Regions from separate parts of the Homo sapiens genome. Here region 1 is linked to region 2. Evidence: chromatin loops called from intact Hi-C (ENCODE). Cell type or tissue: dorsolateral prefrontal cortex. All regions are shown on one strand. Region 1 has its middle 35 kb from the start of ZFAND3-DT. Region 2 overlaps ZFAND3 (zinc finger AN1-type containing 3).

Evidence for each region. A loop is a pair of places that touch in the nucleus more often than their neighbours do. Peaks named below come from ENCODE experiments on the same cell type or tissue, not always from the same donor. Only the 100,000 strongest peaks of a DNase experiment are listed, where the experiment ranks them.
Region 1: a loop joins it to region 2, with 2.1 times the contacts of the local background. A loop is called at or near these places in 43 of 110 quality-filtered maps.

The regions. Positions count from the first base shown.
Region 1 is chr6:37,781,454-37,786,453 of GRCh38, reverse strand. No RefSeq gene overlaps it. Among named protein-coding and RNA genes, the nearest start is that of ZFAND3-DT, 35 kb to the left of the region's middle. In dorsolateral prefrontal cortex, a CTCF peak has its summit at 2,466 (motif pointing left); DNase peaks (open chromatin) are centred at 598, 1,723, 2,503 and 2,933; H3K4me3 peaks cover 1,844 bases; H3K27ac peaks cover 1,533 bases.
Region 2 is chr6:37,857,481-37,862,480 of GRCh38, reverse strand. All of the region lies in intron 1 of ZFAND3 (zinc finger AN1-type containing 3), which reads right to left. Among named protein-coding and RNA genes, the nearest start is that of ZFAND3, 40 kb to the right of the region's middle. In dorsolateral prefrontal cortex, a CTCF peak has its summit at 2,048 (motif pointing right); a DNase peak (open chromatin) is centred at 2,047.

The sequences.
Region 1 (5,000 bases), 76 kb after region 2:
TACCCAGGCTGTAGTGCAATGGCGCGATCTTGGCTCACTGCAACCTCCGCCTCCTGGGTTTAAGTGATTCTCCTACCTCAGCCTCCCGAGTAGCTTGGATTACAGGCTTGCGCCACCACCCTCGGCTATTTTTTTATTTTTAGTAGAGATGGGGGTCTCACCATGTTGGCCAGGGTGGTCTCAAACTCCTGACCTCAAGTGGTCCGCCCGCCTTGGCCTCCCAAAGTGCTAGGATTACAGACATGCGCCACCGTGCCCAGCCTGTCCTGAATTCTTGACAGTGTGTCGTGGTGGTGGCTCCATGTCAGCACACATCAAGCTTTCCTCGCTTGTTCCCTTGAATGGATTATAACACGTACATGCAGCACCTACTAAGTGCCAGGCACTGTGCGTTTGCTGAGCAGTGAGGTTGTAACAACAACCCAGCCAAAGTTACTGCCTTCCTGGGGTTTACAGTCAGGGAGACAAAGATAAGAACACAGACAGGTGCCTTTGTCTCCTGGTAAGTTTTATAACGGGAGAACTAGAAAGGCAGAGGAGTGTTGGGAAAGGATCCCGAGGGAAGTGACAGTACAGCGAGGCTGGGCGCCAGATGGGGCCCGAGTGGGCAGGCAGGAGAATTTCAAGTTGAGGGAACTTGCACAAGGCGCAGACATAAGACGCTATGATTCAATACGGGGAAGTGTAGGGGGGCTGATGGCCCTCCTGTCAGCCTTGGAAGGAGTGAAGGACTTTAGACTTGATCCGTGCAGTGGAGAGCATCCAGTGGGCTCAAGTGTGAGTGACGTGATCGGGCTCGTGTTTTGGAAAGATCCCGGTGGCTGCTGTGTGGGAGGAAGATGGATGGGATGAGGGGCCGCAGATGCAGCAGGGAGGCCAGCTGGGCACTCCAGCCATAGGCCTTGCCACTCACCTCGCCGGCTTGGCAGCCCACCCAGCCGTTCCCATGTGGGCTTGGGGTAATCATAGCCTTTTCTGGCCACATTGCCTCACCTCCAAAATGAAGCAGGGAGACGGATTCACTCAGCCCACAGCTCACTCATGACCTCAGCCTCCTGCTGGGTAGACCCAGGAGTCATCCTGGGTCCCCCGTCCCTGCCTGCCCACCTCTCCAGACACCTTTTCCTACCTGGATGCTTTTATGCAGGCTCTGCGCTCCCCTGCCACCAACGCTGTAGCCCCTCATCTCTTCCCAGTACTTCAGTGCTGGCCCCTGTTCATCACTCAGCCAGCTCCTCTCCTCCTCCCTCTTCCGGTCTTGCAGGTCAGCTCCTGTTCAGGAAGCCACTCCCTCTCTCCTGGTGGTTATTCAGCCACTTCTTAGGGTCCCTGTTCCATCCAGGTTTCTCTGGCTCCCCAGCTTATGTCTGGGTCCAAGGACGCCCAACTTGGTACCTCTTATGAACAGGAACTGGTGTCTCTCCTATTAGGAATTGTTTTTCCAAGACTGGGGGCTCTCTCTTCCTAAAGTCTCCAGTCTCTATGGGACTGAGATGGCCTTTCCCAAAGCTTCCAGGAGAACATCTCATCTGGTGCTGGTTTCTGTCCTCCACTTTGCTTTGTGCCTGGAAGGCTGACCTCTACGACTGCATCACTGGACTCTCTTGCCCTCTGGCTTTTAATTGGATGCAGGCAATGGGAGGCACTGCTGTAGATCTGAAGGCAGGAGGAGATAAAGCCCAGGGCGTCTATCCACCCCCTCCCTCGCTGCCAGGCGGCAGTTTGGGCAGCGGCTACATTTCTCTACCAAGGCTGTAGGCTGCAGCTCCTGTTGCGGGGGCTGCCAGCTCCCATGGCCACAGCTCCCGCCCTTTCCCTCTCCTCCTGGGATGGTAGCCACCCTGGGTGCTTTATCATAGTTTCCTTAAAGCTGCCCCCCACCTCTGTAAATAGCCTCTTCATTTATGCCCCTTCAATGAAACCTTGGCGTGTTTCCTGTGTTCCCTGCCAGGACTGACTGATACACTCCTCAACCCCCCACCGCCTCCCTCTCCCTCCACCCTCTTGCGGGGCGAGAGAGTTTGTAGATCTCCCTTGGTCACTGGTGATTCTTCCCTTTGAGCTTGCACAAGTTGCTTATGCTCTCAGTTTTCTCTTGGGAAAAGTGGGAATAATTGTCCGACTTCATTCCCGGGATGTTTGCAAGGATTCAACGCGTGCTCGCGAGTCGCGTGCGTGGCACAGTGCCTGGCCTACGGCAGAGCCTCGGTAACCATCGGCTCCTTCCCCTTGCGGAGGGGCTTCCTCCCCACACCTGCCTGGAGCTGACCTGGGGAGAGCGCGCGCTCTGAGACGGGAACTTCGGGACAGAGGGAGTGCTCCTGAGGACAAATCCTGTTTAAAACCACACCTGTGACTGCATTAACCGAGAGAGTGCCTCTCCACGCTTCATTTGCCTTTTAAATGAAGAGTGGGATGGGCTGTGAGTGGGGGCTCTGCTCATTACAGGAGGACAGAAGAGGCTGCGCGCCCTCCGCAGGCCCACGCTGTCCGCCATTAGCACAGCCCGGCCCGGCGCTGCTCGCACATTAGCCTTCAGGAATAAAAAGAATGATTTCGTAAGTCAAGAATAATTATTTCGACCAGCTTTCCTCCTCAGCTCGCTACTGCGCCGCCTGGGCTGCGTGTGCTGGCTGACAAATTAATTTCTATTATTTATATTGGGCTAGAGAGGAAGCACAGCCCGGGGAAGCGGGGAGCAGGGGGCCTGGGGGAGAAATGAGAGATGGAGATGGAGAGACAGGGGCAGGGAGGTGGAGACAGAGCAGCACAGGGAGGGGCGGAGAGGATGGGAAATGCAGAGACAGAAGAAGGGACGGTGTCTGGAGGAGGATGAAGGAGCCGAGGGGCAGGCTGGGTGAGCTCCGGACTTGGAAGGGCTGGGCCTGGGCCCTGGGGGTGTGGGCTTCGGCTCTGTTTCCGCTCCTCTGGGACGGGCACACAAGCCGGCTGGAGTCAGCTTCTCCATGAAGATCTGCCAGGGAGCCGGCCTCCCCATCCTCCGCATTTGAGACATGCTCTGGCATATCATTGAGCACTCAGGGAGAATGCTCTTCAGGGCCCATCAAAATGCACAGAAATGTCTCTCTCCCGGCCTCCCAGCCTCCTGCCATCCCCAGGCCTCCTCCCGGGAAGCCTAAGAAGGTCTTATTGAACTCACCCCACCCAATTCAAAACCAGGGGCGGCTTGGAGAAAACGTGCCCCTACCCACGAGTTGCCGGGTGGACACAGGAAGCAGAGCTGCTAGCAGGGTGTGCTGCTGGGGACTGGAAGCTCACACCCCTGTCCCTGAGCAAAGACTCAGGACGTGTGCCTTCAAAGGGATAGTGGGCAGGGTCGGCCTCCCCAGCCCCACTTCCTGCCAGGATGCACAGCCGGAGTTAACTGAGCTACCCGAATCTTAGACCTGCATCTTTTAAAATGATATATATGAGACATTTATTTATTGACTTTCTCTTTTGTTAAGAAAAATCTTAAGGGTACAGCGGGATGAGTTTTTACATAGTATACACACACTCACATAACACTAACCACTTAGATCAAGATAAAGCACTTCCAGCACCCCCAGAAGTCCCCTCATACCACAATCACCATGAGCTCAAGCTCATCCCCTCATCACCTTAAGGTAACGATTATTCTTTTTTTTTTTTTTTTTTTTTTTTTTTGCCAGAGTCTTGCTCTGTCGCTCAGGCTGGAGTGCGTGGCGCAATCTCGGCTCACTGCAACCTCCGCCTCCTGGGTTCAAGCGATTCTCCTGCCTCAGCCTTCCAAGTAGCTAGCTGGGATTACAGGCACCCGCCACCATGCCTGGTTAAGTTTTGTATTTTTTGTAGAGATGGAGTTTCGCCATTTTGGCCAGGCTGGTCTCGAACTCCCAACCTTAAGCAATCCACCTGTCTAGGCCTCTCAAAGTGCTGGGATTGGCCAGGTGCCAATAATCCCAGCACTTTGGGAGGCTGAGGTGGGCAGATCACGAGGTCAGGAGATCGAGACCATCCTGGCCGACATAGTGAAACCCTGTCTGTACTAAAAATACAAAAATTAGCTGGGTGTTATGGCGCGTGCCTGTAATCCCAGCTACTCGGGAGGCTGAGGCACGAGAATCACTTGAATCCAGGAGGTGGAGCTTGCAGTGAGCTGGGGTCGCGCCGCTGCACTCCAGCCTGGCGACAGAGCAAGACTCTGTCTCACAAAAAAAAAAAAAAAAAAAAAAAAAATGCTGGGATTACAGGACTGAGCCACTGCACCCGGCCAAGGTAATTATTATTCTGACCCCTACCACCACAAATTAGTTTTGTTGGTGAACTTCATATAAATAGAATCATGTAGTATATATCTTTTTATGTTGGCTTCATTTGCTCAACTTATGTCTGTCTATTGTCCATGTTGCTGTTTGTATCGGTAACTCATTATTTTTCACTGCTATAGAGTACTCCATCATATGAACGTTCCACAAGTCATTCAACCCTTCTCCTGCTGATAAGTAGCTGGATTTTTTTTCAGTTTTTGGCTATTATGAATAAAGCTTCATGCACATTCTAATACCTGTAACATTCTGCACATTAAGAACAGTGTGACCTTGGGCAAGGTGCCTAACTTCTCTGAGCCACAATTTTCTCATCTCTAAAATGGGAGGGAGGGAAGGTATTAGCTATCACATTAGGAAATCATGAGGGTTAAATGGGATAACACATGCAAAGTGTCCAACACAGTGCCAGCAGGTGCTTAATAAATGTCATTTCTTCTATCCCCATAATCTGTGGGAAGCTGGGAAAGAAGGTTGCTATATAGAATTTCCAGCCTGGGACCTGAGGTCAGAAAGACATCTCAAAAGCAACCACCACCGAATCAGCTGGGCATTGTGGCAGGTGCCTGTAATCCCAGCTACTCGGGAGGCTGAGGCAAGAGAATCACTTGAGCCCGGGAGGTGGGGGTTGCAGTGAGCCGAGATCGCACCACTGCACTCCAGCCTGGGCAACAGAGTGAGACGCCGTCTCAA
Region 2 (5,000 bases):
TCCTGGGCTCAAGCAATCCTCCAGCCTCAGCCTCCCAAGGTGCTGGGATTATAGCCATGAGCCACTGTGCTCAGCCCCTGCAGCAGATTTAAATTCCAACTCGTTATAACTTCTTAAAAGACTATGAAAATATCAAAATGTACATGAATCAAGTTTTAAGATACTGTATGATGGGTGAATGAGGCCGTCTACTGTACCATTTCTTTCTTTGAATTCTTAGGCATGGTTTGGCAGTGCAAGAACTTTGCAATATTAATAAATTCAATAAAAAGTAAACATATGGTTAAAAAACAACAAAAATCAAAATATAACTTAAAAATTAAATTTTTTAACATTAAAAAATTCAATAAAAAGTAAACATATAAAAAAGTAAACAGAAATCAAAACATAACTTAAAAAATAAAATTTTCTTAGGCTATTTCCTCTTTGAGCACATTTTTAAAAAATAATTCTGAAGTCATAGCCCAACTTAATAAGAAAGAATGTTATGAATCAATTATTCCATTTGCATCAGTGACAACACTGGGAAAGATTATAAGAAAATGCTTATGATGCAGAGCAGCAAAACACATACAACATATTTTCTATTTCTACTTGAAATAGTTCAATAAGCTTACAAGGCTCTAAAAACAGTGAAATATTAGAATAAAGCTCCAGTTATCCATATGTAATGCTTAAAAAGAAGTATTTCTAAGTAAATTTTGGAGTGTGAAAACCACACATCATAATACATAAGGCTCTGTGGTACTAACCAACTCTCTCTGAAGTTATTGCTAGAGGAGCACAGACTTATTTGCAGCCAGATATATGGAGGATGAAAACCTAGAAGTTTCATAATTCTTTCATAATATTTCATAATAGTTTTAACCCCTGTAAGTCTTACTTTCTTCACCTGTGAAATGTAGACACTCATACCACACCAGAAGATTAATGCTGGGATCAAATCAAGTAAGTACGTAAAGCCCCTGAAACAGTTCTTTTTTCACTGTACCCTTAATAAATTACACTAATTTCCTACTCGTCTTTTTTATCATGTTGTCCCCTCAGCCTGGAATGCCTGTCCTTTTCCTCCCCGCTCCTGTCTACCTAGACCACATCATTTCTTCAGTGTCCTTTTCTAGTCACTCTTGATACCCACTTTATCTACAACACTATGATAGCCTTTCTCATCTTTGAAATCAAACTGTTTACTTTCATCATGCTATTTTTTTATTTTTATTTTTTGAGACACAGCCTAGCTCTGTCGCCCAGGCAGGAGTGCAGTGGCACGATCTTGGCTCACTGCAACCTCCACCTCCCAGGCTCAAGCAATTCTCATGCCTCAGCCTCCCAAGTAGCTTAGATTATAAGAGTGTGCCACCATGCCTGGCTAATTTTTTTATTTTTAGTAAAAACAGGGTTTCACCATGTTGGCCAGGCTGGTCTTGAACTCCTTGCCAAGTGATTTGCCCGCCTGGGACTCCCAAGTGCTAGGATTACAAGTGTGAGCCACCACGCCCGGCCTTATGCTATTTAACTAGACATTGCTCTCATTTTTATTTAACATTTCACTGGCATATGGTACAGATTTCCAGCAGAGAAGCTTTAAGGCTTCATGGAGTACCATATCTCATCCTTCTACATCCACCTCAACACCTATCAGTGCTTTACAGAAACTAAGCCACATCCCATAAATGAATAAATGATCAAATAAAGGCACAGAAATTACAAGTTGTTCTGTTTGAAAAAAAAAAACTGGGTGAAAAAGGTACCTGATGTGGCCGTCACAAACAGAGAAGAGTAAATATATGGTATATAGTGTTAACTAAAATCTAAACCTACTTAAAAAAAAAAAAAAAAAAAACTAAGTGAATATCCCCTTGGCACTAAACATCACTGCAAACAAGTCCAAATGAGGAAAGACATAATGCAATCAATTTCTTACTCAAAATGATACCCCCTATAACTTTAGCCACTTCTACAGAGAATAAAAAATTTGACAGATATTCTCAGGTCTGAATTAGGATTCTGCTTTTCCTAACTCACTGTCTTCCTAAAAAGTCAGCCAGCAGGGGGAGTGCAAATTCATTAACATCATAGTCACAAAATACTTATGGCTAACAAATTTTTGAAATTCTGGAATTTCTTTTTAAGTCAAACTTCTGAATATAAGCCACAAAAACTACTGGAGGCCATGCATTTTAAAACCATAATATTTTATAATATTATTCCTCTTTACTATGTAAGTACTCCATAAAACTGCCACTTCTTACCTCAGGTCCTTTTGGGTTTACAGGTACATTCCAAAAAAAAAAAAAAAAAACTCTTTTTGGCCTGGCACGGTGGTTCACGCCTGTAATCCCAGCACTTTGGGAGGCCGAGGCGGGTGGATCACCTGAGGTCAGGAGTTCGAGACCTGGTGAAACCCCACGTCTACTAAAAAATACAAAAAAAAAAAAAAAATTAGCTGGGCGTAGTGGCAGGCTCCTGTAATCCCAGCCACTTAGGAGGCTGAGGCAGGAGAATCACTCAAACCCAGGAGGTGGTGGTTGCAGTGAGCCGAGATCACGCCACTGCACTCCAGCCTGGGTGACAAGAGCAAGAGTCTATCTCAAAAAAAGAAAGAAAAAAAAAAAAAACCCACTCCAGCCTGGGCAACAGAGCTAGACTCTATCTCAGGAAAAAAAAAAACCCTTTTTAAAGACAGAAAAATAAATCATTATTCATCAAAATTCAAATGACAATGGAGAAAAGCTACTACATTCTAAAATGTTACACAAACTGATTGAGGTACAAGGCCAGTCCCACAATATTTGCAAGCCATTCATGAATTCAATCCTCACCTATCACTGAAATCAAAGCCTCACCTGAAGGTCTCCAGCCTGCTGCTATCATGCCCCTCCCCAATAAGCAAACATTAATTTTTAGCTCATGACCATAAGATATGAAAATAGACCATAAGATCAGAAAATTGGTAGGTAGAAATTATGTATTTTGTAACATACAATATACTATTTAAAGAGCAACAAAGTCTCTGGTGACAACTACAGACAATCATAGCTACAGATGGTATGGAAGAGCGATGAAGAGAAGAAAGGGTTCAGCAACAGAAGATATTACAGGCCAAGTCCAAATTGCCAAACACAGAACACTGAAATAAAATTTAAGCAAAAGTGTGCCAGGATCATCTGTCTTTAATAGAAAGAATCAATGAGATGGATAGAATCTAAACATAAATTTTCTCTGTTCAGCTAAAAAGTACTAGTATATACATTAACATACTTGATCCTTTCAACAATCCTGTAAAGCAGGTAATGGAATTGAAATAAAGAGAGGTTGTCTTATTCAAGGCAACAAAGCTAACAAGTGGTGGAGCCAAAATGCTAACTTGGGCTTTCTGGCTCCAAAATCAAAGTTCTTTACATCACAACATGCTGCTCCTTGTTGAAGCCAGGGCTAAAACATACGTGTATCAGAAATGTAGCTGACCTGCTCCCACAGACACAGGATTTTTTAAAATAATAATACATGCATGAAAGTACGACATGCACAATGCTGGCCCTGGCAGCAAATCTTCTAGCTCTTCTAGTATAAAGAAATGGCAGTGCAGCTACTGGTAAAATCAAAAAAGGTGTTTGCAGCAGAGCACTATAAACACGAAAGAGCCAATTAAACATTAATAAATCCTCAAGGAGTAAACACACTGGTCTTCAAAACGCTGCCCCAAAAATTGTTTTTAAAAACATCTTAACCTTTTATAGATTTTCTTCACCTTGTTTAACAGGTTTCACTCATACGCAGGAAATATTAAATACACAGTGTTAGATGAGCAATACATGTCTTTTGTGTTCAAATCAGGAAAATATAACAGGATGTGTTTTATAGTCAATGCTCCATTTTTCAGTCATATAGGTGGAAACAGTCTTTTGTTATATATTTGCAAAGTAAATGTTTTATGGAAAAAACTACTCTCCACTGCCAGAAGCCATCCTCTTTGAAAGCACATAAAGCCTCAAAAAGGATTTCAAAGCTCTATTACTCCACAGCCTACTCCAATGCTAGTTTTCAATCTTATTCTAACCTTTCGGCACGTCAAGCATAACCCTTCTTACAACCACATGTTGGCATTCTGGTGAAGTCTTGAAGGTCCTTAGTACCTGCTACAAACCACCTACAATCTACCATCCCCTCCCCAGGAAAAGTGTCCCAAGAAGTTCTTCCAGCATAAAGTTGCCAGTGTCTATCAGTGAAGACAACCCTAATATTCTGATTGTGCCAGGCTGAACCAGCTATTGGTGTCCCAGCAAAGGATGCCATAGACTGACTGGACACCTAGGGTCAAACTTGGCTCAACAAGGGCAACTACACAGGAATGTTAGCAAACTATCCAAAAAGACCCTCTCACAAACACTATGGCACAGAGAGGGCAGGTCACTAGAGTTTACACAGTTTTCCAAGTGATTCTAAGCTCTCTCCACCAAGAGTACTCTAACTCCTAGTCTAGGAAGGAAGAGGACCCAGAGTGAATGCACAATTAATAAACAGACACTATCCTACACTATTGTACACTCAAAGGCCCATTCCTGAAGTTAACATCTCTTCCTCATAACCCTAAAAGGTCTATCTGATACAACTGACCAAGTTCTCTAGACATACCAACAAGTTCACTCACCACACCCTCACACACACTGGACCTGGTCATCTGGCATTCAAGCCATCACATAAACTATTATACTCTTATGGAGGCAGGGACTGGTAAAGTTGAGATTAGACCATATTAGGCTATTACCTACAATTTTCTCTTACTGTAAAAATCCATAATAATCTCAAGCTGCTCGACAAGTCGCCTCCTCAGCAAGACTTCTACAACTGCTGAAAATGAAACTCCTTTACTCTACAAACCCTCCATATGTTTAGTTTGTTCCATAAATCACACATCATTTCAATGAATTTTTGAGATTCAATCCAATTTATAAATCCAAAAAAACTGCCCCATGCTAAATAGTATTTGAAATTTGCTG